Regions from separate parts of the Homo sapiens genome. Here region 1 is linked to region 2. Evidence: chromatin loops called from intact Hi-C (ENCODE). Cell type or tissue: chondrocyte. All regions are shown on one strand. Links, peaks and the distances in the headings refer to the core of each region. The heading gives the core; the rest is flanking DNA.

Region 1 (15,458 bases), core at 3,349-11,348, 480 kb before region 2:
GGATTCCCAAGATAAGAACCAGATGGCTAAAGGACAGTCAAGAGTTGAAGAAAGGCCAATGGGTGATTAAAACAAAGACCTGTTTGCATAGAGACCCAGACAGAATCCTGCCAGACACAGAAGTATGGCCTTGGCTAGGCTATCCTTTATCCATGGGTCCTGCCCACTTCCATCCCAACTTAAGGTTCTTGAGGACATTTTTCCCGGATTCTGACAAAGGAGATCTGTGATCCAGAGATCAAGCCAACCATCATTAGAAATGGGACCATTTGTGCAGGCTGTTCACTCTCGATGGTTTGGATCTTTTAATCTGTTTACTGTTGGAGGAGCTGAGCCACAGAAACATAGCATGCTTTCTTGGATACAAATAAATATAGAAAATTTCCTTTAGCAGAGGGAAAAAGCAAGAGGTCTGAGTAGCACTGGACCAGAAGCCAGGAGATCTGGGGTTGGTCTTGGCCCCTTCTAACTCACTGTGTGATTTCAAACAGCTAACTTCCTTCTGGGCCTCAATCTCCTCATTTTTAAAACAAGAGTATTGAAGGCTTGGTGCTGTGGCTCACGCCTGTAATCCCAGCACTCTGGGAGGCCGAGGCAGGCAGATCACGAGGTCAGGAGACCAAGACCATCCTGGCTAACACGGTGAAACCCCGTCTCTACTAAAAATACAAAAAATTAGCCGGGCGTGGTGGCGGGCGCCTGTAGTCCTAGCTACTCGGGAGGCTGAGGCAGGAGAATGGCGTGAACCCGGGAGGCGGAGGTTGCAGTAAGCCGAGATGGCACCACTGCTCTCCAGCCTGGGCGACAGAGCAAGACTCCATCTCGAAAAAAAAAAAGAGTATTGAAAGTCATCAGTTCTCGCCCTTTCCCTCCTGCCGCCGAGTCGCGCGGAGGCGGAGGCTTGGGTGCGTTCAAGATTCAGGTTCACCCGTAACCCACTGCCATGGCCGAGGAAGGCATTGCTGCTGGAGGTGTAATGGAGGTTAATACTGCTTTACAAGAGGTGCTGAAGACCGCCCTCATCCACGATGGCCTAGCACGTGGAATTCGCGAAGCTGCCAAAGTCTTAGACAAGCGCCAAGCCCATCTTTGTGTGCTTGCATCCAACTGTGATGAGCCTATGTATGTCAAGTTGGTGGAGGCCCTTTGTGCTGAACACCAAATCAACCTAATTAAGGTTGATGACAACAAGAAACTAGGAGAATGGGTAGGCCTCTGTAAAATTGACAGAGAGGGGAAACCCCATAAAGTGGTTGGTTACAGTTGTGTAGTAGTTAAGGACTATGGCAAGGAGTCTCAGGCCAAGGATGTCATCGAAGAGTATTTCAAATGCAAGAAATGAAGAAATAAATCTTTGGCTCACAAAAAAAAAAAAAAAAAAAAAAAAGAAAGTCATCAGTTCTCAACCTGGGACACACCTCAGAAACACCTGTATATATCAAGGTCCCACCTCAGATCTAGTGAACCCAGAAACCCAGGTGGGGGATACCAGGCTGTGTATTTTTTTTTTTAGTGCCATAAGAATTCTAATGAATACTCCTAGGTAAGACCACTACAATAGATAAATTCAAAGGACCATTCCAGCACTAACATTGTAGAAGTCCAACTTCCAATTTCCAGCCTCTTCTCTCCTCTATGCCATTGCTGAGTAATCTTACTAAAAGCAATAGTGGTGACAGAGAGCAAGGCACACCTAAGAAATCTGGAGAGCCACTCACTATGTGGGAAGCTAATAACAATGAGGATGATTCTAAAGTTTCAAGCCTAGCAGCCTGGGATTGTGATGAAAATTGAAAACTGACAAAAATGCATCCAAACCTCTTTCCTTCCTTCCCTCCTTCCTTCCTTCCTTCCTTTCTTTCTCTCTTTTTTTTTTTTTTTTTTTTTTTTTTGAGACAGGGTCTCATTCTTTTGCCCAGGCTGGAGGGCAGTAAGCAATCACGGCTCACTGCAACCTCTGCCTCCCAGGCTCAAGCAATCCTCTCACCGCAGCCTCCTGAGTAGCTGGGACTACAGGCACATAACACCACACCCAGGTAACTTTTATATTTTTTATAGAGACAGAGTTTCACCATGTTGCTCAGGCTGGTCTTGAACTCTTAAGCCCAAGTGATCTACCTGCCTCGGCCTCTCAAAGTGCTGGGATTACAGGCATGAGCTACCGTGCCTGGCCCAAACCTCCTTTCTATTTAGGGAATTCCCCATTCTATATAGTATTGATGAGGCTAGGGAAGCTGAACCTGAAGGGATATTCTTCTCCCTGCCCCCTAACAGTTAGGACGTGACACATGACCCAGGCTCAGCCACCTGGCCACTATTCTCTGAGCTTGGCATCTTCAGCAAGTGACATGAAAACATAGAGACAATTTTAGAATTATTCATAGCAACAGAGACAGTAGGTATGCAACAGCAGTGGGGCCCTGGTGGGGTTTGAGGGGGGTGGCCCTGCCATGATGAGGGTGGCCATGCCAGGCTGTACCTGAGACACAGACTTGGCTGTGGTTCCCGTTGCCGAGCCTGCCTAGGTTACAGCCCATTTTCCATATCCGATGCTGCAGTTTTCCTGTCAACTCTTTGTATCCTTTCAGTAAATTTCATTTTTTCTTAAATGACTCACAGTCTCTGTTGTTTACATCAAAGTACTCTAACTGAGACATTAGCTTGTTGTTTTTGAAGTGTCGCCTAAAAATGGTTGTCAAGGGTGCTTGGTAGATTATAAAATGATACAAGAAGCTTAAGCCAACAGCCTAGAGTAGAACAAGCCCAAATAGCTTTTCTCTAAGGCCCCACCTGCACCACAGACCACCATGGGAAGAAGGATTCACAGACTCCCTTTAATGCACGATGCCAACTGGAACAAATGGCAGTGCAGCCCCAGGTACCAATGCTTCCCCTCCAGCTGCTTTCTGAGGATTGCATTGCTGTCAGAATTCCCTACCATCCTTCTCATAGCACCTCTACCCAGATAGCTCTGCATGGTTCCACCCCACCACTACCCCTTCCTCACTCCTCATCCACATCACTACAAAACTTCCCTCTAGCTGATGGCTCCAGCTTCTCCTTGCTGGACTGAAAGACTCAGATATGAGCAAGGCCATTCAGCCTAGTTCCAGGTGGAGACAAGGCTGTTTCTTCCTGCAAGCCCAAGACCTCTCCTTCCAGCTTAAGTGCTGCTGAGTCCATCCTGAGACCTTACACATCTAAAAAGGAGAAGGCTAAGCCCCTCAGACCACACCAGTGCCACCTGTCCTCTTTGGATAGCATCTTCTTCCTGTGCTCTTCCTCCCTCAAGTCAGATCTCCCCCTGAGATTTGGCCCCTTCCATTTTGCTTTAAAGATTCTTGCTACCTTCTTACTTTTATTCATCTTCAGTTCCTTCCCTTTTGTTTCAGAGGAAGAAGTAATTCTTTTTTTTTTTTTTTTTTTTTTTTTTTTTTTTGAGACAGAGTTTCGCTCTGTCGCCCAGGCTGGAGTGCAGTGGCGCGATCTCGGCTCACTGCAAGCTCTGCCTCCCGGGTTCATGCCATTCTCCTGCCTCAGCCTCCCGAGTAGCTGGGACTACAGGTGCCCGCCACCATGTCCGGCTAATTTTTTGTATTTTTAGTAGAGATGGGGTTTCACTGTGTTAGCCAGGATAGTCTCCATCTCCTGACCTCCACCTGCCTCGGCCTCCCAAAGTGCTGGGATTACAGGCGTGAGCCACTGCGCCCGGCCTAGGTAATTCTTTTGCAAATCTAATCCCTCCATCTGTGTTTGTCATGTCATCTGCCCAGCCTCCTCCAGACTCTTTCCAAACACTCTATGAATACAAATAAGACTTGGTCCTTGCCCCCTCAAAGTCAAAACCTAACAGAAGGGCAAAAGTAGAAAAAAATATAGCAGAAAACAGAAGAGTTATAGAAGAATTGCAAGGGCTACAACAGACATAAACAGAATGCCATGGAAGCAGGGAGCAAAGGTGAGAGGAAGTTCAGGAGATTTCACAGAAGAGGGGACATTTGAGCTCGTTTTTAAAGACTGAGGGAAGGAAGTTCACCACATGGATACAACGGAAAGCAGAGAGAAAATAAGAGCCAAGGCACAAAGGCATAAAAGTTTGGGACCTGTGTGGGACTGACAAAGAATTTGATGTGGCTAGAACATCAGGTTGGAGATGAGACTAGAAAACTGGAGAAGAAAAGAAACTAGAATTTATTGAGCAACTACCACGTGCCAAGTGTCATGCTAAGCAACCATATACCTCTCTCATTTAAACCTAAAGTAATTGAAAGATTTAATATTTGGCCCAAGGGATTGGTACATATGGATTTTTGTTTTGGTTTTGTTTGTTTGTTTGAGATGGAGTCTTGCTCTGTTACGCAGGCTAGAGTGCAGTGGCACAATCTTGGTTCACTGTAACTTCCACCTCCTGGGTTCAAACAAGTCTCCTGCCTCAGCCTCCTGAGTAGCTGGGACTACAGGCATGCACCACCACACCTGGCTAATTTTTTTTTTTTTTTTTGTATTTTTGTAGAGACGGGGTTTCACCATGTTAGCCAGCCTGCTCGTCTCAAACTCCTGACCTCAAGTGATCCACTCTCCTTGGCCTCCTGAAGTGCTGGGATTACAGGCGTGAGCCACTATGCCTAGCCTGGATTTGTATTCTATAAGGATAAATCTCGATTCTATAATTATCAGTGAATAACAAAAAGAATCTAAGCAGGCTTCATCCCACCCCCAGAGTTGAGATATTACTGGAGAAAGTATGGTGCAGCTAATGTTCATTCATTCATTCATTCATTCATTCAACAAATATCTATTGAGCACCTACTATGTGGCAGGATTATGTAAGTGCTAAGAATTCAGCAGCAAACACGGAAGACAAAGTCTAGATGCTGACCAGTTTGAGCAGGAACAGCATTAGGTACAGTGTTTGACATATTCCAGCTGCTGTGGAATGAATGAATGTTATCGCCTTAGTTACACTTTTATGTTTAGTGACTTTCAAAGTACTCATTGTCAGAAAAATATTCTAACTAACAAAAAAGCACATTGGTGGGGCAAAATAGTTCTTTAATTTCTTTCTTTTTTTTTTTTTTTTTTTGAGACGGAGTCTTGCTCTGTCACCCAGGCTGGAGTGCAATGGCGCCATCTCAGCTCACTGCAAGCTCCACCTCCCAGGTTCACACTATTCTCCTGCCTCAGCCTCCCGAGTAGCTGTGACTACAGGCGCCCACCACCATGCCCAGCTAATTTTTCTGTATTTTTAGTAGAGAAGGGGTTTCACCGTATTAGCCAGGATGGTCTTGATCTCCTGACCTCATGATCCGCCGGCTTTGGCCTCCCAAAGTGCTGGGATTACAGGCGTGAGCCACCATGCCTGGCCTCTTTAATTGCTTTACATTTTCCCTCCAGATGCCTATAAATCCACTTAGAATTGGCAACTAGTCTTACTCCTCTCTGCACCTCCCTCTCCTCGCCTCAGTCTTTCTTCCTCTTTTCCCTGCACTCAGGGCCCCTATTCTTGTTCCTCTAGGCTCTGGCCCCAAGTTCCAAGCAATTAGTTTCCTCTTTGATTTAGTTGTTTTTAATTTTTTTTCTTTTTGAGACGAAGTCTAGCTCTATCACCCAGGCTGGAGTTCAGTGGCATGATCTTGGCTCACTGCAACCTCCGCCTCCTGGGTTCAAGCGATTCTTCTGCCTCAGCCTCCTGAATAGCTGGGACTACAGGTGCGTGCCCCCACGCCAGGCTAATTTTTTGTGTTTTTAGTAGAGACAGGGTTTCACCACATTGACTAGGCTGGTCTCAAACTCCTGACCTCGTGATCTGCCCACCTTGGCCTCCCAAAGTGCTGGGATTACAGGCATGAGCCACCATGCCCAGCTGTTTTTTAAATTTTAATTGACAAATAGAAATTGTATATATTTATAGTGTAGAGTTGTTCTTTTTGTTTTTTAAGAGGATAGAGGTGGCTTTAAGAAATCCTTTAGGTTCACAACCCAAATGTCCATCAATGATAGACTGGATTAAGAAAATGTGGCATATATACACCATGGAATACTATGCAGCCATAAAAAAGGATAAGTTCATGTCCTTTGTAGGGACATGGATGAAGCTGGAAACCATCATTCTGAGCAAACTATCGCAAGGACAGAAAACCAAACACCACATGTTCTCACTCACAGTTGGGAATTGAACAATGAGAACACTTGGACACAGGGTGGGGAACATCACACACCGGGGCCTGTCGTGGGGTGGGGGGCTGGGAGAGGGATAGCATTAGGAGATATACCTAATGTAAATGACAAGTTAACAGGTGCAGCACACCAACATGGCACATGTATACATATGTAACAAACCTGCACGTTGTGCACATGTACCCTAGAGCTTAAAGTATAATAATAAAAAAAGATGAGAATTAATTATCATTAAAAAATTTTTTAAAAAAGAAATCCCTTAGGTTCAAGATATAGAGAATAAGAGGGAAAAGAAATGGGCAAATGGCCTTACCCAACTGCACTCAGAGTGAAATATCTAAAAGACAAAACTTTCTCTGCTAGTATTGCTCACCTTTTATAGCGTAAATCACATTTCTTATTCTCACAGAGTCTCTATTTTCCCAGTCTCATCAAAGATATCCTACTACCTTCACTTTGGTCCAAGTCTCCAAGAAGGAGTGGGTCATGGACCTGTCCCAGGAAAAGAATGAGAAGAGTGAAAACCTCTTCTTGTCATAAATAAATAGACGAATAGTTACATTGAGCAGAATGGAGGATTTGCCTCAGAAGAGAGCACTGTGATTGCAGCAGAAGAAAAAGTCAGGGGAGCTACAAAATAGCCTCTCAGAGATTGACTTTGTCTACTTTGGAAAGAAACGGGAGAGATGGGTTCAGCTGGAGGCTGAGAACAGAAAGCATGATCTCCCAAGTTCCTTTGTCCTGAAGGAAGACAGGCTTCTATACCAATCTACTAGTGATCAACGAGAAACCTGATGGGTTCTGCACTAGAATGGTCATCGTCCCACTGTTCTTTGTTTACTTGGCTCTGTGTTCTGCAATCCCATCCCTGGGAAATGCCTGCAGGCGTCTCCTAGGTCTGCGATGTTGCTCAGTTTGACCACCAGGGGGCAAACTGAGCCTACGCGGTCTCCTCCACCCAGTTTCCAAACTCCAGAATCAGAATGTCAGAGCTATAACTGGCTTTAAAAAACCATCCAAGGCTTCTAATCAAACCTTTTTGTTTCAAGAGAAGAAAACCAAGGTCTAAAGAGGGGAAATAATTTGCCAAAGCCACATAGTGAGTGACTAGTAAAGTAGAAACTAGAAAACAAATCTTTTGACTCACTACTCCAGTTCTACACATGTTCCACACCAAGCTTTCTCCAGTCTCATATTTAATTCTAGAATACATCGAGTTTTAATGCTATATCTCTATGAAAAGATTCTCTCCCAATTAGATTGTAAGAACTTGGGGCAAGGGACCATGTTCTGACCAACATTGTACATCTTCTCCTCTAGCACACTCTTCTGCAAGGCAACCTGTATGCCCAATACAAAAAGGAAGATTTCAACAAATATTGTTAAACTGCTATATGGCAAGTCCAATAATGGTTCCTGATAACACAGAGATGAAATATACCATCTCTGCCCTCATGATACTCCCTATCTAGGGAGGGAGACAGATACAACAACACCTATAATTTAAGAGATGAGCATTTAACAGTGATGTAGAAAAGGCAATATGGAGGCACAGAAGAGGAAGTGACTATGTACCTGGATGAAATACAGAATTAGGTCCTAAAGGAAGAATGAGAACTCATCAGAGAAGGGAAATGGGAATTACAAATAGAAAGAATAGCAGAATAAGCCAACACAAGGAGGCATGGAGGCATGTGTTCAGTGAAAATGACTCTGAGTAGCTACACACAGTATAGATAAGAAGTTGGACTGAAGCAGAGGAGGAGGAGTAAATAAGACTAAAAAGGAAGTCCGAGGTCAGCTGTAAAGTTGCTATTCATTTATTCAGTCATTCAACAACGTTAAATACTCCCATGTGCCGTGCAGTGCTGTTATTGATAATGATGGTGGTGAGATGATAATAAAAGTAAGGGGAATAATAATGATGATGAAAATACTAATGTGGGTGAATTCCAAGGATTTGGGGTCTTGAATCTAGGGTTCATTACTCATATGAATCAGATAACACAGATAAATATTCCATCCTCCATTTCTTTTCTTTCTTTTTTAAATTCATTTTCTATATCAATAGCACACCTACAAACATGGTGAACATTCCTAAAACCTGCCAGACTTTCCGTAAGAAGTGAGGCAAGCACCAACCCCACAAACTGACGCAGTACAAGAAGGGTAAGGATCCACTGTATGTCCAGGGAAAGCAGCATTATAACAAGAAGCAGAGTGGCTAGGGTGGGCAGACTAAGCCAATTTTCCAGAAAAAGGTTAAAACCACAAAAAAGACTGTGCTGAGCCTTGAGTGCATTGAGCCCAATTGCAGAGCTAAGAGAAGGCTGACTATTAAGAGATGCAAGCATTTTAAACTGGCGGGAGATAGGAAGAAAAGGGCCAAGTGACCTAGTTCAAAGCTTCATCTTTTTTTTAATTGTGAAGACAATAAAATATTGAAGTTAGGTTCACACACACATACAAAAAAATCTGTTATGTATTAGGCATTGTTCCAGGAGCTAGGGATATAGCAGTGATCAAAAATTAAAGTCCACAGCCAGACGCAGTGTCTCACACCTGTGGTCCCAGCACTTTGGGATGTCAAGACAGAAGGATGGCTTGAGCCCAGGAGTTTGAGACCAGACTGAGCAACATAGCGAGATGCTGTCTTTGTCTTTAAAAAAAAAAAAAAATAGAAAATAAAACAAAAAAAATTAAAGTCTAGGCTGTTGCAGAGCTTTTGTGCTCATGAGGGAGACAGATAATATACAAGTGAAAAATATGTTTCAGAGAATGATAAGAAAGGAAAGAAAACAAGGCAATAAGATAGAAAATTACTCAAAAGCAGGCATCATTACATAGATTGGACCAGGGAAACATCACTAAAGAAGTGACATTTGAGCTGAATGAAGTATTATCTGTAGAAAAGGTTGAGGGAAGAGCATTCCAAGCAGGAGAACTAGCAAGGGCAAAATCCCTGAGGAGGGACCAGGCAGCTTGATGTATCCCAGGGACAGAAAGAAGGCCCGTGTACTAGAGCATAGTGAGCACAGGGAGAGTGGTCTGAAGTCAGAGTGTAGACAGGGCCAGGGCATGGAAGGCTTTACATATTTGGCAAATGATTTGGATTTTATTCTTATTTATTTATTTAGAGACAGTGCCTTGCTCTGTTGTCCAGGCTGGAATACAGTGGTGCGATGTTGGCTCACTGCAGCCTCCACCTCCCAGGCTCAATCAATCCTCCCACCTCAGCCTCCAGAGCAGCTAGGACTACAGGCTTGTGCCACTACGCTTGGCTAATTTTTTAATTTTTTGTAGAAATGAGATCTCATGATGTTGGCCAGGCTGGTCACAAACTCCTGGACTCAAGTGATCCTCCCACCTTGGCCTCCCAAAGTGCTGGGATTACAGGTGTGAGCCACTGCACCCACCCTTTGGATTTTATTCTAAGTGCAATGGAGAGGTTTTAAGCAAAGAAGGGACTTCACTAATTTACTTTTCTTTTCTTTCTTTTTTTTTTTTTTTTTTTTCAGAGATGGGGTCTCACCCTGTCATCCGGGCTGGAGTGCAGTGGTGCAATCATGGCTCACTGCAGCCTTGACCTCCCAGGCTCAAGCAATACTCCTGCCTCAGCCTCCCAGGTAGCTGGGACTACAGGTACACACCATCATGCCCAGCTAATTTTTAAGTTTTTTGTAGGGACAGGGTCTCATTTTGTTGCCCAGGCTGGTCTCAAACTCCTGGGCTCAAGCAATCCTCCCACCTCAGCCTCCCAAAGTGCTGGGATTACAGGCATGACATATGACGCCTGGCCTGATTTACATTTTTAAAAGATAATTCTAGTGGCTCTTCATTCCCACCTTTAGGTGGACACAGTGCCTGCCACCTTCCAACTGCGTGACCCAAGTTGTATGGCACTGTTTTCTGGTGCTCTAACTGCATCCTCACAGACCTATTGAAAGAAGTCTCTGAGAACAAACTGCTTTTCTAAAGTCCCCTGAATGTGGAGGAGGTGAGAGAACAAGGTCCACTCTCTTTGATACTTGGTAAGTGAGGATGCCCCAGTAGAGGAGGCCTCTGGCCAGTGGCAGGGCTTAAGACTCTAGAAGAATGATGATCCCACTCCATGTCTTCTGCTGAAGACACCATGTCCCCACTCAGTTTTCCTCATGAGGGCTCTCTGACATTAAGGGCTATGTGTTCCCCATTCTGGTTTCCTGATACTTCCTCCTCTTGCTGTGTACAGATTGTCCTGGGAACAGAGGGCTCAATGAGGGAGAAAAAAGACTTGGGAATATTCACATAGCCATATGGAAACCTATGTAAATACGGATGAGCCTCACTTTAAGAAGATCCATTCACTCACATAGATACTGATCGAGCACCCACAATGCATCAGGCACTATTTCAGGTGCTGAGGATTCATTCATCCATTCTACAGACATTTTTATTTAGGCCAACTATATGCACAACATCTGGAGAGCCAAATAAATACAAAAATGATAGTAGGTTCTAAATAAATGTTTGTTATATAGGTGAGTAACTGACCCAGTTGAGGGGTGAGAGTAGGGTAGGAATTGTTCACAAATAAATTAACTGTGAAGGTCCTTTAAATAAGACTTTCCTCCTAATGTAAATAAATTGGACTCAGCTTTATTTATTTATTTATTTATTTATTTATTTATTTAAATGGTATAGGGTTTCACAATGTTGCCCAGGCTGGTCTCAAAGTGATCCTCCCACGTCAGCCTCCAGAGAAGCTGGGACTACAGACATGCCACCACCACTGGCTGAACTCAGCTTTAAAGAGGCTATTTGTTCATTGCATTTCAGCACCTAATCATGTAAAAGCAGCGTACTAGAGGGGGCTTTTACCAGCTAAGGAGAGCCAGGGGTTAAATTTTCAGAAATGTTGCAAGCTGGTTATTGAACACAATCATTCCTAAAAATTAAATAACATAACGTATAATTAAATAAGTTACACTTAAAACAGAGGTAATAAAAACTGAGTCATCACTTCCTAATTACTACTCTCAATGTTCTTGAGGTTATTTACATCTACTATGTCGATAGGGAGGAAATACTGTATAACGGTATTTCACTGTGCCTCTCTTCTCCACTGCGCTTTCAGTGATGTCACATTGGTAGCATGAATTGGCCACAGTGGGAGTATTTACACCACAGACATTGGCAACTGTAAAAAACAACACTTTTTTTCCCCTGGAGAACCAGTTGTTAAACATTTACCAGCACACCACTGGTGTAGAGTCTCTATTATGTAATCTTCTTGTGGTGAATCTTCTTTTAGAATCTTATGGACAGAATTAAGCGGACTAGGCTAAGTCTCTCCTTGACACTGATCCCTATGATCCTTATCGCTATGGTAATTTTACATAATTAAGCAACCTGTGGCGGAGGAGGTGGCCTTTTAGTCACAAATAGCATGTCACATGAGGACTGTTTGAAGGAACTAGGATATTATTCAACAAACCTTTATTTAGCAGCAAATATGTGCAAAGCTGTGTGTTGAAGGCTAGGGAAGATATTAAATAGTAGTCTATGTTCTCAAAGAACTCACTATAGAGGAGGTGACACAAAACCTATTGAAAATACAATGTAGTAAGTGCTATAACAAAGAAGTATGGAGCAGAACGGAGCTAACTCAGAGACCAGCAAAGAGGATTCAGAGCACCTAGAATACAAGTGTCGGTGTCTGTCTTGTTCTCCACTGTGTCCCTAGCACCTAGCACTATGTCTGGCCCAGAATTTGCACTCAATAATTGTTGCATGAGTGAAGGAGTTAGCAATTACCTTAACCCTTGAAAAATAAGTAAGCTTGCCAGACAAATCAAAGTGAGTACAGAGAGGGCATTCCAGGGCGAAGAAACAGTGTTTGCAGAGTCATGGAGGCCCAAGAGCTTGGCACATTTGAAGACAATGTTTAATATGGCATGAGGGGTCCCGGGACCCAGACTGGTAAAGGTGAAGGTATGGAAGAGGGGTTCTCTGCCCCAAATCTCTAGAGAGCTCTCAAAAGACAAAAGGACTTGGCTTGTTCTGTATAGCCCTGGGGACAGAGTGAGGGGCAACACAGGCAGTCACAGAGAATCAGATTTCAGTTTAATATAAAGAACTTTCTAACAGAGCTGTCCAACAGTGGAATGGGCTGCCTTGGCAGGCAATGAGCAAGTTCGCTATGAAGGAAGAAAGCAGATGCCAGATAAACTCTTAGTGCAACAAACTGCTATGGGGAGATGCATTTTTTTTTCCTGACTAGATTTTGGAAGAATTTATTCAGTCTCCTTTTTAAAAGGGTATTAAATAATATATAGACAACTCTCTTCAATAGTATTTCTACAGAAGACACAAAGACTTTCTTTCTTTCTTTTTTTCTTTTTGAGACAGTCTTGCTCTGGAGTGCAGTGGTGCAAACACGGCTCACTGCAGCCTCAACCTCCTGGGCTCAAGCGATCCTCCTGCCTCAGCCTTCAGAGTAGCTAGGACTACAGGTGCGTGCCACTATGCCCAGCTATCTTTTTTACTTTTTGTAGAGACGAAGTTGGGGGGGGGTCTCACTTTGTTGCCCAGGCTGGTCTTAAACTCCTAGGCTCAAGCCATCTTCCCACCTCAGCCTCCCAAAGTGCTGGGATTACAGGTGTGAGCCACTGGGCCCGGCCTGACACAGAAACTTTCAAGTGTTTGTTTCTTATGTCAATCATTGACTAAAGCTGAGGCCAATAGTGGGCTGAAGGCTTTTCCAATCACTGAGGTCTTCACTCATTCATGTAGCAATTATTTATTCAGTATCTGTGTGTCAAGGACTTTGCTAAATGCTCGAATTACAGATATAAATTTCAAAAGGCACCTGCACTCACAGTGCAGGGTAAAAATGCAAATAAATACTTACACTCCAACAGCTACAATTCAAAGTGCTATGGGAAACACAAAGACTAAACATTGACTTTGCCTGGGGGACTCAGGGAAGACCTTGGAGTGGAGGTGACTCAACTGACCTTTGGAAAGTTAAATGGGATTCACTAGATGGAGGAAGAGAGAGTCCAGGCAGAAGGAAAACATGTGTGAGGATATGGAGGTGCGACGACGCATGGTCAGTTTGGGGAGGTGAGCGGTTGGCCAAAGTGTAGGGTAGGTGGCAATGGTAGATTGGAACTAAAATATGCGTGGTGTTCAATTCAGTGCTGAAAATTTTAGATTTTAACCTATAAATGATAGGAAGTGAATAATAGGTTTTATGTGGGAAAGTGATGTGATCAGATTTGTCAGTAGAAATGATCAGCATAGTTCTCAAGGCAGGTGTGAGGAAAATAGATAGGAGAGATCCAGATTAGGGGGAGGAGACCTGGTAAGAGGCTGTTGGGAAAGTTCAAGTAAGGAATGAAGATGGCCGGGTGCGGTGGCTCATGCTTGTAATCCCAGCACTTTGGGAGGCTGAGGTGAGTGGATCAGCTGAGGTCAGGAGTTCAAGACCAGCTTGGCCAACATGGCGAAACCCCATCTCTACTAAAAATACAAAAATTATAGGTGGTGCATGCCTGTAATCCCAGCTACTCGGGAGGCTGAGGCAGAAGAATCGCTTGAACCCAGAGGCAGAGGTTGCAGTGAGCCCAGATCACGCCACTGCACTCCAGCCTGGGCGACAAGCGCAAAACTCCATCTCAAAAAAAAAAAAAAAAGGAATGAAGTTGGCCTCAACTCTGGGGATAATAGGGATGGACAGGAGGGCTGAGATGGTGGAGGCCTTTTTTGAAGTATGATGGGCAGGATGTAGGGGAACCCATCTTAATCCACTTCTTACATCTAAGACATGAATATATGTGCACAGCACATTTTAAACAAAGAGAAAGGAAAAGATCACTGTCCCAAACCCTTGGGATGAGATTGTTTATGCAATTAAGCAGCACAGGATTTAACTCTGAGATCCCTGGAAGCAAAGGCAAAAAGGGAAGCATGGTGACATGCATAAGCTTGCACTATCTGTTAAAATAAAGAATACTCAGGGGAAAGGAAGAGACTGGCCAGATTAGAGTAGAAATTAAGCCTGAAGGGCACTGGACAGATCATGTTTGTCCCTGATCCTGAGAGCCCTAGGAAGGGCCAGTTTGGGGATCACTGGTTCCTCCTACTGCTCTCTTTTGGAGGGTGGAGATCTTGGGGGTAATACCCTGAAAGCACAGTGCAATGGGGAGCCCAGCCTTGGCCCAGAAAGATACCTTTACAGCCAGCCAGCCAAGTGTTTAAACCCGGAAATATGATTCCCTACCAGAGTGGGATATGGCTCAACATCCCTTCCCACCTCATACTCCTCTGGCACTCTTTGGAGTCTCCATTAGCTCTTCAAGAGAAGCTGGGCAGAAAGTTGAGGTCCAAAGCAAGGATAGATGTATTTACTCAAAGTGGCCCAACAAGTTACGGATGGAGCCAGGACAGTGACTCTGCCCTTTTGATTTCAGAGCTTGTGTGTTTCTGGTCTGGCCAGAGCTGGCTATTCTCTTCTTAGTGTCCTATTAGTGCATGTGTTCATTCAACACAAGAGATGGAGCACCATTTGAGGGCTGGAGGGTGTCAGGGCCCTGTCCTCAGGGAGCTCCCCTTCTGGTGGGAAAGAAAACTCTTTGACAATCAGCTCTCCCTAAAGATGACTGAAGGTGACCATCACTCCCAGAGAAGTGCAGGCCTCACCTGCAAAGGCAAAGGAGAGATCTTGCCTTGATTCGGGAGTGGGAGCGGGGAGCAGAGGAAGACCTCCAGGGGAAGGCACAGGATCCCTATGGGCTGACTTTCCTGAGAATGGCGCATGGGCAGACGGAGTGGGGACAGGGGCCACTGGTATTGTAGGCACCTGGAATTAGGACCCCTTCTCTTTGTGGGGTGAGTGTTTCGACGTTCATTACCTTATTTCATCTTAGCAACACTCGTGGGAAGATAGTAGAGATATTTTAAGATCTTAAAATGCCCATTTTAAAGCTGGGAAAACAGACTCTCCGGTGGCGTGCTGTAGACCACAAACTGAATTAAGAACGCCAGTGTTCTGATTCCATCCATCTGCGGAGTTCCGGGCACGCACCGCCGAGCGCCTTACCCTGAGCCTTCCCGGTACCCGCAGCCCCGACAGCTCAGCCTTCCCCACCTGAAAGTTCCACCTGAGGTCTCCCTCAACTCTGCCCTCCTGCATTCTTGGCGTCGCGGGGAGTCAGGGGTTAAACCCCGTGGCCCGCGTGGCCCCTTCCCCCTCCGCAGCCCCCTCGCCTCCACTCGGCGCCGCGCCTGGAGCGTCC
Region 2 (15,772 bases), core at 3,279-11,278:
TCTGTTGTCTGCATTCCATGTTATTTTGCTGTCACTTCTGTGCTTCCATTGGCAATAATCTTTTGGAGCCAATAATTTTAGGGCAGGGGGGGTCTCCAACATTTTCCCAGGTATTGAAAAGGTCTATCCCTTGTGCCACTGATGCCTAATGGTTAAGAACTCTTGTCAGATGTAGATATCTGTTGAATATAGGAATGAATCAGTTCCACAAATGAACGGTGAACACTTGTCGAGTGATCTGCCCATGCTAGCTGCTCCATGAGAATCCAAGAAAAGAAGACGACCTGCTCACTGCCCTTAAGGCAGAGCGGGTCCATGCCCAAATGTAAGTGAGAATTGGATAGAATCAAGTGGGAAGCTGTGTGCTGCTCATCCTAAGGATTGTGGGAGCTTGGAGAGAGGGTAGGGCCCTATGGCCAGAATATGCTGAGGGTATCCATGTTGGAGCCCCAGGAACACATGGAAAGAGTAAGAATGCATGCCTGTAGAGCACAAGGTGCAGCGGCCACCCTGCTTGTCCCTCTTTCACACACAACAGGGGAGCAGAGAGAGCTGTCTGGGAGGAGGAAGCAAGAGGGTGTTGATTCTGGGGGACTCTTGTCCAGTAATGCCAACGGCAGCACAAACTGCCCTTTCATGGAACCACTGAAAGAGTCTCCTGTTGGGGGCCTTGGCTGCTCAAGCTGGGAGAAGCCAAAGGAGCCTGAGTGTAGGAGCTGGGGTGGGGAGAGAGGGACATTTACCTGCAGATTGCTGTGTACTCAGTAGAACTATGAAATCGGCTAAGGGCTAGGGGGAGGAAACAAACATATGTGCCTACTCTTTGCCATGGATCACTCTCCTGTATCATATTCACAACAGTTATCATCTCTTTTGGCAAAGGAGGAAAATGGGGTTTAAAGAAAAGACATCACTGAGTTCACACAGCCAGGGGCAGAACCAGGATCTGGAGCTTGGGGGAAAGTCTCCCCGTTCCCCTAACTGCTTCTAACCTCTTTCTGGACTTTTCTCTCTTCCCCACTGTGGACCCCCACAATTTTCTCCCCCTTTGGAATCAGAGCCTGCCTCTTTCCCTTCTTTCTCTCTGCCACATCCCTCTTTATATTCACTTCATTGGTCACAGGACCCCTCCTATCAAGTGCTTGATCTGCCCATTCTCCCTAAGGTTTGAGTGACAGAGTTTCCCTGTCCTTGACAGGGGCATGTTTGCATTAGAAATGGGTAGCCTGGTGTAATCAAGGATTATCTCAAAGGAATGAGGTACTAGGAGTGGATTCTAGGCACTAGATGCCTGCGTGGTGACAGTGTTTTTGGTTAAGGGTTCAAGGGCATCGCTCAGATGGAGCCCCATAGATAATGACATCTCTACCATCTTTAAAGCCCACCACATTTTCAGATGGAGCATAACTAAAAAATAATGACCACCATGTCTCCTGTTCATCTGCTTATCACGTTATGGGACTGGAGGGCAGTAGTTAGTTCCCCTGCCCCAGAAAAGTAAAGCAACTTGCCCATAATTACGCTGTGTGTCAGTGTCAGCTCAAGACTAGAAGCAAGGTTTCCTGGCTCAGAGACCCATGCTTTTTCCAAAGCGCCATAGGTGCTTCTTGGAACAGTTGCACAGTGGGCAAATAATGGTACCAATATTTGATGGTATTTTAATGAGCACAGACTGCATGTGTGGCCTGTCATTTATTCATTCAGCTAAGCATTCCTGATGTTGCCTCTGGGTCAGGACCTTTGCTGGGGCTGAGGATGCTGGGATGACTGATTGAGTCTCTGACCTTGAAGAGCTCCCAGAAAAGAGAACCCACAGTGACTATACTAGTGAAATACTAGTGAAAATACTGACATATGTGAAAATAGTTACAATCCCAGCAAAATACTAGTGAAAGAGGAACATATAACATGTTATTGATAACGGCAGGAAGCAGACAAATGCCTAGGCAGATAGGGTCAGGTCCCCAGTGAAACCCAACCTTCAAGCCAAAGACAGTGTAAAGTCTAGCTACAAGTCCCAGGTAAACCCATGGACCAGATTAAGAACCTGTTTTCCCATTCAGTGTGCTTTCCTCTGATTGCTCCCCACCTTTCACCTATTTTACATATACCTACCCTTTCCTAATTTTTTTTTATACTGTGAATGGTGTCTTTGCTTTAACCTTTTTTGCATACTCACAAGCCAGTCAGCACACGCTCCCCATTCTGAGTCCATAAAAAGCCCCAGACCCAGGCAGAGAGAGATAGAGAAACCACCTGTCTGCAGGGGTTGGGGACCACCCCTCACATCCCATCTCCACTGAGAGCTTTTCCATCACTCATTTAAATTCTTCTCTGCCCATCCTCACTCTTCAAATTGTCACATATCCTCATTCTTCTTGGACATGGGGCAAGAGCTCAAGAACCCCTGAATGCGGGTACAAGCTATAGCACAGGTGGGTCAGTGGGCATGGCACCTCTAGAGGCAGGTCTGTGGCCACGTGAGGCCTGGGCAGGGGGCATCGCTGGCCATGGAGGTCCCCAGTTGGCAAGTAGCTGGGAAAAATCCTGTGTCATTACCAAAGTCGTGAGACATGATTATGTCTTTCATGTGATGGGGGTCATGTGAGTTTTGGTTTGCATATTGAAGGATAAGGAGGTCCATATGTGCATATGGAGGTGTGAAGGCTTATCACCCTAACTCACAGGTCCTTAGATTAACATTTGTCCAACTCTTATTTAGGTTGATGCAAAAGTAACTGCAATTTTTGCCATTACTTTTAATGGTAAAAAAACACAATTACTTTTGCACCAACCTAATAAAACCATTTGTGCTCTTTTGATAAACCTAAAGCTTTCTTTAGTCTTACAAATGCAGATATATCACTCTAGGAGAAAAGATTTTGTCTAACTTTATGATCTGTAATCTGTTTTTTGGAAAAACATTATTTTTCCATTTACCAAATAAAAAATTACATTAAATCTTCTTTTAAAAATTGTACATGGTCCCCTAAGGGGCCCCCCTCCCAATTGTGAGAAACTCTCACAATTCTCTCCAGATTCTGGGGTTCTAGAATCTCTGTTTTTTACTCTCTTGCAACAAAAAGGGGAACAGGAATTGTCAGCGGGCTCACCCTGAATGAATGGTTTTATCCTGCTGCCACTGTGTGAGCTGCTAAGCCTTGTGAACCCTCCAGGGCCTGGGGCTAGAGACACCCTCCCTCCCTATCCAGCTCCCTGGGTCCCTCTGTCTCTTATGATGTTGGGGTGGGACAGGTAGGGCAAGCCCCAAGTCCCTGGGCCAGCCAGCATCAGCCCACATTTCTGACCCTAAAGCCCTCCTTCTCCCTCCACATTTGCAGTCTTGAAATGCAAATAAGGAACCACTTCACACTTCCTAGGATGGATACAATTAAAAAACAGAAAATAAGTGTCACTACGGATGTGAAGAAACTGGAACTCTCATGCGTTGCTGGTGGGAATGTGAAATGGTGCAGCCACTGTGGAAAACAGATTGGTGATTTCTCAGAAAGATAAACATAGAACTGTCATCTGACCCAGTTATTCCACTCCCAGGTATGTATCTGAAAGAATGGAATGATAGCTGTACACCCATGGTCATAGCAGCTTTATTCACAATCGTCAAAAGGTGGAAGCAAACCCAGATGTCCGTCAAGAGAATGGCTAAACAAAATATGGAATATGCATTTAATAAAATATTCAGCCATAAAATGGAACAGAATTTTGATACACACTACAACATGGATGGACTTGAAAGCATTATGCTAAATGAAATAAGCCAGACACAAAATAAATATTGTAGGATTCCACCTATGAGCTACCTAAAATAGGCAAATTCAGAGACCAAAAGCAGAATAGAGCTTGGGGACGCAGGCAGGAGTTATTGCTTAATGGGTACAGAGTTCTTGCTGGGGATGATGAAAAAGTTGGGGTATAGATAGTGGTGTGGTCCACAGCCTTGTGAATGTAATTAATGCCACTGAACTGTTCATTTCCACATGGTTAAAATGAGAAATACTGTGTTAGGTAGAGTTTACTATTTTTTTAAAAAATCCTGGTTAAAAGTTTTTTGTTTGTTTTGTTTTGTTTTGTTTGAGACAGAATCTTGCTCTTGTCGCCCAGGCTGGAGTGCAGTGGCATGCATGATCTCCACTCACTGCAACCTTTGCCTCCTGGGTTCAAGCAATTCTCCTGCGTCAGCCTCCTGAGTAGCTGGGATTACAGGCACCCACCACCACACCCGGCTAATTTTTGTATTTTTAGTAGAGACGGGGTTTCGCCATGTTGGCCAAGCCTCACTATCTGCCCACCTTGGCTTCCCAAAGTGCTGGGATTACAGGCGTGAGCCACCGTGCCCAGCCAAAAGTTTTTTGAGAAGGACGTCCCAGGGAGGATGCAGCATGGGCCACTGCTCTCAGGCCCCAGGGGCACACCGGCTTCCACTAATTCTGCCTGAGCAGCCCTACCCAGCAGGAGTAGGGGTAGAATTGCTGTGCCTTGGTCTCCCCGCCCTGTGGGGATTCCCAGTCAGGATGAATGAATCCCCTTATCTTCTTAGCACCATGGCATTTACTGTTTTTCACCTTATTACTGCAGGCAGCAGCTTTTACTATACTTGGATACTTAGGTCTCATTTAACCCTCATAACACCTAGTGAATTAAGGATTATCCCCCCATTTTGGGATGCAGAACCTGAAGTTCTGAAGGAAGTGATGTGCCAGAGGTCACCCAGCTAGTAGGAGGCTGAACTGAGCTTGGAGCATTCCTCTCATTATCAGGTCCTAGTCCTCCATGCCCCTGCCCCACCCCTCCTCTCCTTCTGCTATGGTGTGGGACTAAAAAGGCACTCGTCTGGAAGTCAGGTGGCCTGAGCTCTAGTCCAGATTGTGCTAAGGTATGACCCTGGACAAATCACTTTCCTTGTCAGACCCTCGAATTCCTCATCTGTAGGAGGCACTGCTGATTTGTCTGCCCTCCCCACTCCAGAGGAGTTAGGAGGTCTCAAAGGTTGTAAACGTGCTTTATAAATGATACAGACTGTATCATGTCAGTTATTCTAAGCTTGTTTGATTAGTCATTCTATAAGTCATTATGGAATGGCATCATTCTCATTAATCAGGAAGAAACTGTCTCTGTCAACACTCCATTCACTCCTCAGTCACCTATTGCCTGCACCTGGAAGAATCCAGCCTTTCTGCTAGTCTTGGGTTACAAGGTTTTGCCTGGCTATGGGCTGGAGTTTTCTAGCAAACTGCTGGGAGAGGAAGCCAGCTCGAGGAATAAGGGAGCCTCTTGAGTTGACATAACTTTCTGAGCCCTGGCCCCAGACTGAGAATGAGTTGATTCTGGCTGCTGATGGGGTGGCCAGCTGGAGCAGCAGAGTTGGCTCCAAGATTGCAAACAAAACAGTGACTGCAGGGAGGAGTGTGACTGCGTTTTGCTTTCTCTGCTGCTAGTGTAGGCTCTCTTCTTGCTTTTCCCTTGGTAAAATCTTGACCTTTCACTTCCAACCCCCACTTCTCATGACAGGCCCCTGCATCCAACTTAAGGGTTCTTGGCCCCTCACTTTTGAAATCTAACTAGTCTCTTTCTTGTTCATTCCACCTCCAAAATAATGAGACTATCCTGTTCTCTCAGCCCAGTGGCCACTGTTCTAATTAAGTATACCTGTGTCTTTTCCTTGCCCAATTACAACTGCCTCTTTACTGACCTCTTGGCCTCATGTCTGGCACCCACCAATCCATCTACACAGGCTACCAGAGTGACTTTCCTTTATAAAAAAGACCTGACCTTGTCTTTTTATATGGGGTCATGCCTATTTAATAACTTCTGGAAACTCCTTATTCTTGCCACTTAAGGCCTTTATGCCCTGACTCCCACCTTCTCTCCTGGCTCTTCTCCTATCTCGGCCCATACTCCAGCCACAGTCTTCTTCCTAGGCTGACTTTCAAGTCTCCAGCGCTTGTCTGTGCTGTTCCTTCTGAGATATCTTGCCCTTCCTCCTCCACCTCCACTTTGTGATACTTCAAGGCTCAACTCAAATGCTACCTCTTGGCTGGGTGTGGTGGCTCACTCCTATAATCCCAGCACTTTGGGAAGCTGAGGCGGGCAGATCACTCGAGGTCAGGAGTTTGAGACTAGCCTGGCCAACATGGCAAAACCCCATCTCTACTAAAAATACAAAAATTAGCTGGGCGTGGTGGCAGGCACCTGAAACCCCAACTACTTGGGAGGCTGAGGCAGGAGAATTGCTTGAACCTGGGAGGCAGAGGTTGCAGTGAACCAAGATTGTGCTGCTGCACTCCAGCCTAGGTGACAGAGGAGACTGTCTAAAAAAAAGAAAGAAAAAATGCTACCTCTTGTGAAACCATTCCTGGCCTGTTTCCAAATAGGTTTAGTTACTGCCCACCCCCAACCTTCTTACAACGTGGTCACTATTTCTATCACTGTCTCTCTAGACAATGAGTTCATTTTAAGAGCCTCATTATTTACCTCTGTCTACAAAGTCCATTGGATGCCTGGCACATATTGGGTGCTCGGGTTTGCTTAATCAGCAAATGCTCCTAACAGTATGTTAAGAGCGTGGGGCTATGAAGTCATGCCCCATTCCCCTCATGGCTTTGTCTTCAGTCCTCCCAGTCTCAAGATTCTGTCCCCCATCAGATCTACATCTGCCTCCAAAATGTGCCTACCTTCCTTTTTTGGGAAGGAGTTTCCCTTGGACTTTCACTAGTGTCTATGTGACAGGGCCTTTGGTTTGTCCCAAACATGCTCCTTCTGGCTTTGTGGCAATCCTTCATTCAAGGATTCTGGGATCTCCTTCTTTATTCCCTTCCTGAGTTCATACATGCTGATCTGTAGGCTCTGCAAGGACACTGTTATGGCCAACACATAGTAGGTGCTCGTTAAAGCCATGTTAAGTGAACACATGAATGGTCCCTTCTCTTCTGGGGTGTAATGGAATGCTCAGTAGACTTGGAATCAGAAGACAAAGATGCTGCCACTCTGGCCGTGGCTGTGGGCAAGCCATTTCAAATGTCTGAGCTTTTGCTTCCTTGCCTTTAAATTGGGGATAGTGCCTGTACTTCACAAGGATACAAAGGATGAATGGAGATGAAAGTGCCTAAAACACAACCAACCACAAAGCTCACGAGCATTTCATTCATTCTCAGCCTCCTCCATCAAGTGTAAAGAGGGTTCATCTCCACGGTCATCCTCCTTCTGCTCTTTTAAGTATCTGGTCCAAAATGACTTCTGCCCAGGGTCCCTTGTAGCATGCAGGAACAGAATGATGTGGAAGCAAGCCAGTTTTGAATTCTGACAGTCACTTCCAAGCTGTAGAATTTGGACCTGTCTGCCTACCTGTAAAAGGAACATAACAGCACCTACCTCATAGAGTTGCTGTGAAGATTAAATGAGATGTGTGTCAAGTGAATTAGATGACATTCAAAATTTGAGTGAACCTGATGAACCTGAGTGCCCCTGAAAACCAAGTGATCATGCTGCCCTCTTGTGGACAAGAGGGCACATAGCTCAGCAAAGGCACCCGCAAAGTGTTCCGGTGAGAGAAATCAAACCACACATAAGGAACTTCTCTCCTCTACTAGGGAGCTCATGAACTACCCTGAAATATTTCATCATCAACTAGACAAGAAATTTTCAGACATTGATGCACTTGTTAAAATGCAGATCAGTTCTGATTCAATAGGTCTGACATGGGGACACAGTTCTCTAACGAGCTTCCAAGAGATACTGATGCTATTGGCCCACAGACGGCCCTGAATAAAGTTCCTAACTATAACAATGTAACAGTGTCATAACAGGAACTACTTATTAAATGTCTTACCATGTGCCAGTTAGTGAGAAAGCCAGTTAACCTAGTTTAACTTGTATAATCCTCAAGACCCTGTGGGGTAGGTACGGTTTATCTCCATTTTTCAGATGAGTGAACTACAGCAGAGAGAAAGTTTGTTGCCATACCATACAGTGTAAGGGGTGGGGCTTGGGTTCTAATTTAGACACTCTGGCCCCAGAGCCTGCTAGGAGGAAGCCTCCAACAGTGTGGAGGACCACCCAGGGGGGAGGAGGGCAGCAAAGGTACTGAAGTGATCAAAGTGAGAGATGATGAGGCCTAAGCTAGGGCACTGGCTGTGGGATGGAAAAGAGGGGGACACGGAAAAGAGGATGAACAGGATTTGGTGGTAGACCTGAGGTGGGTGTAAGAGAAGTCATTCACTGTGGGTATCTGGTTTGGACAACTGGAGAGATGGTGATACCTATCACTTATTGAGCCAGGAAACGCTGGAGGAAGAGCAAGTTTCATGGGGAGCAAGTTTCCGGGGGAAGGTGGATTCAGCTTTAGAAACAGTCAATATGAAGTGGCTTTTGGTCATCTGGGAGAGACAGGAGGAGGAACCTGGGCCTACCTGTTCAGAGCTCAGGAAATGATTTGGGTTGTAGATGAAGTTTCACATAAGTGAAGCTATGGTGACTGAGATCATGTGGACAGTGCACAGATTGTCCTGCTCTGGACCAAAGTCGACACAGCCGATAATTAGGAGAGATGGGACTGGAATCCCATCCTGGCTGCAGAGGAGGGTGGCTCTGACCATCCCACTGGGCATTCTGGATCAGGGGACAGGCAGAGCATAACACACTGAAGGGCTATAGGGAAAGGGGTTTCTGGAGTTCCATGACAACTAAGTCCAATGAGCTGTCCCCTGCCCCCATATCAGCAGAAATAAGGACAATTCCACAGAGAAAGACCAGACCAATAAAGGTTGGGAGATATTTATTTTCTTTAAACAAGGTCATAAATAACAAAAAACAAAGTAGGTCCCAGACTCCGGACCATGCAGCAGGACAGGGGTGGGAGGTTGTTGAGTGGAAAGGTGGAGGGGGCTACACATCACCTAAGACAGTCACAGAAAAGATGGGCTTCAGGACACTGCCCCTTCCTGCCCTTGGAAATGGCGTGCCTGGGCAATAGGGACAGGCCACAGTGCTGTGTCGAGGCAGCTGGAAGAAGGCAAAGACTGGGGATGCCAGGCTGTAATGTTTCTGTGTGGAGTGATGTGAAATCCACAAATGGCAAAGAGAAGCTGTAGGTTTGAAGAGGCAAGGGGGCACTGCACACCTCCAGGAACCAGTTATGAAAATGGTTAAATTTGATGATTAAAAACAATTCCATAGGCTTTGGCCTGTGGCTTTGTGCATGGGCTGTATTTAACCTGGGTTGCTCTGTGGCAGGTGAGGGCGCAGGAGGCCCCTGGAGCAGCCTGGCCTCAGCCCAGGGCAGGTGCCCAGACATGTGGGAGTGGGACAGTGGGCTCTCCCAGATGGGAGGCCATGTGCTTGGACCGGCTGGACCTGATTTTCAGGCTCGTTTCTTGTGATGCTATCCACCACCACCGCTCGCTATGGCTAAGGATGGGATCTTGGCCTCTCTGGGTCTTCCAAACCTGGAAGAGTACGACTGGGATAAAACGGTACCTGACTAGTGTTTTATTTGAAAGGGAAAAATAAAGACCACCCCATGCATTGTCCATCCCATGAGGCAGGGCTGGGCCATGCCAAGACAATCTCAAGGAATGGAGGTCCCTGAGCCTGGGAAGACATTTGAACTCAGATGTATCGCCTGATGCTAGGAAGAGGGGCTCAGTATGGCAAATCTGGAGGCTTTACCCTAGGCAACGCAGGGAGAGCAGGCAGGAGCTACCCCAGTACAGGGAAGGGAAAGGAGCAGGGGAGCCCTGGACTGGGGAAGCCGATGTTGGTCAAGGGCCCTGGAAAACAATGCTTTTGGCAGAATACATGAAAAGGTTGGTACATCTCGGGGTGCCCGTCTACCGGGAGCCAGTGTCACATGGCTGGGCGGGATGGAGAGGAGACAGTGGCATCACAGTGGCCTCTGGTGCGACGTATTTACAACAGAGCTCGATGTTGAGGAGGGGTGGACAGCAGGTCACTAACAGCCAGGAAACACACTGTGGAAGAACAGAAAGAGAAGGAAAAACAAATGTAACTATCAATAGCTTTCCCTTGCTTATCTGTATCCTCCAGGAAGCCCTCCCTAATGACCACCAAGGCCCTGGCAAATCTGACCCATTTCACAGCCCTGACCAGAGCTGGACCCAGGGTCTGCTCTCAGTGTGCTGCTCATTTGCCCAAGGCTCCAAATGGTCGAAGGGCCCCAGCCAAACACTGTTTAGTAAGAGAAATTAAGTCTTTATTGTTGGTTCCTGGGATCCATGAATGGTCAGTTGTTAGAGGGATGGCTCAGCATAGGGGTGTCGCTTCTGTGGTTCACTGTCCCAAGGTCTTGCCATCATCTCCAGTGCTTACCCTGCCCTGTCACTCTCATCTCCCAGGCCCTGGAATTCAGAGTTCTCTAACGCAGAAGCCATTTCCTTTTCTTAATATTTCTTCTGCAAACTTTCTGAGAGTGGGGAACAAGTTTCCCCAAGCCCTCACCAAAATCAGAGAAGAGACTTTTCAATGGTAGGAATGACTCCTCATGAGGGTTGTGGGCTCTCTGAGGATCAAAGGCCTTCTGCAGTACAGACTAGGAGCTGGCTGAGGTGGGTCAATACCACCTGGTTTGGTCAACATGCCTCTCTTCTTCCTCAACAAAGAGCCCAACTGTGTTTCCCTAAACAGATGAAGAGCTACCTAGGATGAGAGACCTGGCCCTGTTTCTTCCTCTAGACCAATAGAGGGGGAATTTTTGCCTCCCTTGAGGCATTTGGTAAAATCTGGAGACATTTCTGTTTGTCAAAACCGTGTGTGGGAGGGGTACTACTGTTATCAGGTGGGTAAAAGCCAGGGATACTGCTAAGCATCCTACAATGCACAGGACAGTCCCCACAATGAAGAATTATCCACCTCAAAATGTCAATAAAGCTGAGGTTGAAAACCCTGCTCTAGAGCTTCCAGGATCACCCCTGCAGAGTGGCTAATATTCTGCCAGCTTCGGAAAGGGAGGGGAAGCAAGCCTGGCAGAGGCACCCATTCCATTCCCAGCTTGCTTAGTAGCTGGCCATGGGAAGACACTGTGCAACACTGTAGAAAACCCTGCTCTAGGCCAGGCGCGGTGGCTTGTGCCTATAATCCCTATAATCCCAACACTTTAGGAGGCCGATGCGGGTGGATCACTTGAGGCCAGGAGTTCAAGACCAGCCTGGCCAACATGGAGAAACCACCATCTTTACTAAAAAAAAAAAAAAACAAAAAAAAAAACAAAATTAGCCGGGTACGGTGGCGTACGCCTGTGATCCCAGCTACTCGGGAGACTGAGGCACTGGATCACTTGAGCCCAGGTGGCAGAGGTTGCAGTGAACCAAGACTGTGCCAAGAAAAAAAAAAAAAAAAAAAAGCCCTGCTCCATGGCCTGCCCAGCTTTCCTTGGCAGCAGGGCAGGAGAAGCCAAAGAAAACTTCTCTAGGAGCCTGGAAAAGGACTGATTCCTATCCCAGCCTCCTCAAAGGGGCACCTCAAGAAGAAATGCACATCACAGTGGGGAGTGAGACTAGGCACAATTTAATCACAGCCTCAGCATCAACCCGTGGGAGCACAGCACAAAGAAACAACCAACCATGGCTTTGTAGAAACAGACATGCCAGGCTCTTCACTGAGGAGGAGGAAGAAAGGCATGGTGACCAAACCAGGCAGGGGTAAGGCAGAGATATTTACAGTCCTACAAGTGTCTGCTTGTCAGATTCGGCCAGCACTGCTGGGTTCTTAAACCCTTGTACCCGCCTTACCACTGGAATCCACCGATGGGTTCTGCAAACCTGTGCCGGATCAGGAAAGTGGCAACAGCTTCAGCTACCTGGAAATGGGAGAGATATTCCAGGCCATATAAAGGTTAGTGATGGGGCTTAGCCTTGGGCTGTGAGCTACTGTTAGATGGTTAGGCTCTACGGTGCCCTCATCCCACCCACAGGTCTGAGTGGCTTGAAATTAAAAGGACCTAGGCCCTCCCTAGCAGAGCTAGAAGACTCCTCCCCACTATCCTTGCCAGGGATAGCTCCATAGAGCTCAAGAGGAATGACGTGAAGGGCTTATGTGTGCCCTCAGAGTTACAGAATGGTGTTTTCTCACAGGAGGAGCCCATATTAATTCCTAACTGTGCCTGTGGTTTAGGGAGCAGTTTCTACCCTAATCATCCCTCTTCCATCTCTGGCTTTTGGGGGTATTGGAGAAGTAGAGCTTAAGATCTTAACCACAGGGCCCTGGGATGAAATAGCAGAGTGTCAGTAGCTCCTCAGCACATATACACAAAACCAATACCATAAGCAGCTGCCAGGGAGAAGTTGGAGAGCTGGTGGAACTGCATCTGCATAGGCTCCACAGCAGCTGCTGCAGGCAATGCAGGCTGAGACTCAGAGACTTGTCTTCTGTGACATCCAGGGTTATTCTCACAGTTGTCCTTTTACAGTCACTGAGCACCAGACTCACCTTGTCAGGGGCATCCTCATGGACTGCATGGCCACACTGGGGTAGGACCTGCATCTGGAACTTCCCTGGAGAGGAATCAAAGCAAGGCAACTTCAGCGACTAAAAGAGCCCTCTCTTATGCAGCCTCATAGGTCATTCCAGGAGCCCAGGACCTACCTCCCCATTTCCAACCTCACCTCAATACTCTGGACCCAATTATCAAGTCTTGCTGAGGATGGTAATACAAGTAATTGTAACCTTGCGCCAATCATTTCCCTTCACTTTTTCCTTCTGTCCTATTTAGTGTACATTTACTGTGGGCCAGAGACACATAGAAGAAACAGTTCTTGTCCTCAGGGGATTTACAGTCCAGTAGGGGAGTAAAACACAAAAACCAACATTTTAATGCAGCATGTCATTCCTATGATAAAACTGGCTACATGGGGCTGTAAGAGCATAAGAAAGGGAACTTCACAATCCAAGAGGGAACCAGGAAGGAAGGAAGGCTTGAAATGGCTTGGAATACAAGAAGCTTGGCATGGTGCTTATGAGAGTGGTTAACAATAAGGCTGGAGAGGTAAGCAGGGGCCAAACCATTAAGGATTTTGTAAGCTATGTTAAGGATTCAAAATGTATTATTACAATAATAAGTTACCATCTGAGCACTTAAGCATGTGCCAGGCATTGTACTAAGCACTTTCTCATACTGTCTTACAGAACACTGTAAGCTCGTAACTAATGCGACAATGATTGAGAATGAACAGCGATGACTGATAAAGAAGATCCCTAAGGAGACTAAAGGATATGAGACCCAGAGCCCCCATAAGTAGAGACAGCAGATTTTCTCAGCCTCAGATTCTCTATTTATAAAATAAAGGAATGGGCTTGAAAGTTCTTCTGGTCATTACATCCTGTGGTTCTTACCCCAGTTACGCAGGATTCAAAAGTTTTCAGTGTATTCTTCTATCCATTTTTAAAGTTGATTCTCAAAATCTACCCTATACAATTAAGCACAAAAATACTGAAATTCTTTTCTGAGATGATGAAACTGAGGCCATGATTAGTGAAGTAACCTGCCCAAGGCCACTTCATTAATTAGTGGAGGAATAAGATGATCCCATTTAGTAAAGTCCATCCTGTGCCCCTCCTCCTGCAGTAAGCTGCCTCTCTCTGGGTGCTCAAGCCTAGTCACCTCTCCCTTCTAGCTCCTAAAGTTGTTAATGCACTTGGATCCAAACACAGAGCAGCACATGGCCCTCTTGTAAGTTTCAAGTAAGTTTACATTTTACATGCCACTGGTGCTTGCCTCCCCAGGAGTGTGTCATTTCCATAAGAACAGGGGACAATGGTGTTATTACTTGCTCTATATCCCTAATAAGACCTAACACAGGGTAGGGCACTGAGTAGATGCTTAAGTCTTTAGCGAATGAATGATGAACAAATGACTAGATCCAAAACTTACAACTCCAATCTCCCTGTTCTTTCTGTTAGATCAGCTCTGATGACTAGGGACGCATTTGTCCTTCCTCTTTGGAAGAGTAGGTATAATCAGAGAGAACTCACATACACCAACAACACTGTGCCAGGTACACATAAAATAACATGTTCATGGGTAATCCTCATGATTATTCTATGAGGTGGGAATATTTCCAAACTCTTCTCTCCCATTGCACAGATTAGGAGCCTTAGGTTCAGAGAGCCTAAATTATTTACCCAAGGGGTACTATGAATAGGTGGTAGTTTTCCAGGATTTCATAACTAAGTCAGTTGGTTTGAACACAGTGCTGGCAAAGCTGTGGTTTGGAATCTATGCAGCCTTAGCCATTTCCCTTTGTTCTGTGGAATGTTCCTTATCCTCGCCATTTACTCTCTATACTCATAGGAGGCTTTCTTTAAACCAGAAGGTGGTCTTGATATAATCCATATTGAGGAAACAGGAGGACATCTCATAAGGAATCGTGATTACTTCCTGAATATAATGAAAGGCATCATTTGTTAGACTACCCGCATTTTTTTCATTTAAACTTCATGTAACTGTACTGAGATATATCATTATCTCCATTTCACAGATGAAGAAACTCAAAATTAAATAAGTTAGGAATTCACTCATACCGCAAAACTATTAACAGTGATTCAAACCCAGGATTGTCTGATTCCAAGGCTGGTGATCAACAATGATTTCAAATGCTATCCCAGTCCATGTCAACTGCCTTCAGGCAGTCTCAGGGGCCATATCTGATTCTTCTGTCTGCCCAGCATCATGCATAGGTCTTGCACAGAAAGGGTGCCTAGGAAAGGTTTCTTGAATTGAACTTAAGTGTCTTAGATTCAATTTCATGGCACTCATGTTGGTAATTACGGGCTTAGACATTTATAAGCATCTACTTAAATAAGTGTCTAAGCCCATAATTACCAACATCAGTGCCATGGAAAAAAAATCACACAGTCCCAGCTCATAGTCCTATTCTAGGCCTCAGGATACAATGTAGTTAAAGGAAGGCAAAGCCATGAAGGTCTGGGACCAGAGTTTTATATGTGAGAGCCTTTGAACAACTATTATGAGAGAATATAGCTCCTTTTGCTGTGGAAAGCTTGAGGATAGCTAAAAGAACAGTTTGAGAGGCCCATGAGATATCCAGCAGGTTTGCTACATAGGCTAGGACTGGATCTCAGGAGAGAGGGGTGAGGTGGATGTTTAGCTTTGGGAGTCATCAATATATAAATGGAAGCCATGAAATTGTCCAGGGAGAGTAAGTAGGGAAGAAAGGTCTAGAACAGATTCTGCCTGAGCCTGAAACTTTGGTCTTGGAGTTGGCACCTCTTCTTCCCATAACCCAAAAGTTGTATGCCTACTGGCTTCACCTTCACTGAGTCTTTTACCCGTACTAAAGCAAGAGCCCCCACAAAATTGGACCCGCTGCCTCCACTGTTATCTAGCTAACATACATGCATCTGTATACAGTGCTCAGCATGTCACTTTCCTACTCATTATACCCCACGATCTGTTTGAGGCTGCCATCAGTTTTTTCATTTTCCAGATTAAGAAGACTAAAGCTGAGGCAAGTCAGATAACTTGCCCAGAGTCAAAAAATTACTGGAAAAGCAGTATTCAAAACTCAGTTTTCCGAACTTCAGAGACCTTACTTTTACCATCTTACCATGCTGTCTTCTAAACAGGTATTTATACCTTTTTATATCTGGATTATCTTGAGCCTTTCCCTTTCCTAAAACTTCTAACAATAAGAAAAATACTGGCCAGCTGCAGTGGCTCACACCTATAATCTTCGCACTCTGGGAGGCCAAGGCAGGTGGATCACTTGAGGTCAGGAGCTTG

What was found. A loop is a pair of places that touch in the nucleus more often than their neighbours do. Peaks named below come from ENCODE experiments on the same cell type or tissue, not always from the same donor. Only the 100,000 strongest peaks of a DNase experiment are listed, where the experiment ranks them.
Region 1: a loop joins it to region 2, with 5 times the contacts of the local background. A loop is called at or near these places in 9 of 110 quality-filtered maps.

The regions. Positions count from the first base shown.
Region 1 is chr11:74,731,600-74,747,057 of GRCh38, reverse strand. It overlaps the pseudogene RPL36AP38 and the pseudogene RPS12P22. Among named protein-coding and RNA genes, the nearest start is that of CHRDL2, 7.9 kb to the right of the region's middle. In chondrocyte, for the core only: CTCF peaks have their summits at 6,862 and 7,096 (motif pointing right); no DNase peak of the experiment used is centred there.
Region 2 is chr11:74,247,706-74,263,477 of GRCh38, reverse strand. PPME1 (protein phosphatase methylesterase 1) reads right to left here. Exons shown (of 14, transcript NM_016147.3): 12 at 12,460-12,524; 13 at 11,763-11,830; 14 at 8,775-9,986. The coding sequence ends at 9,968. It overlaps LOC124902824 (small nucleolar RNA SNORA7), which reads left to right and starts at 10,926; the gene lies at 10,926-11,064. It also overlaps a transcript of P4HA3 not described here. RefSeq lists a silencer at 12,720-13,014. In chondrocyte, for the core only: a CTCF peak has its summit at 7,520 (motif pointing left); a DNase peak (open chromatin) is centred at 9,847.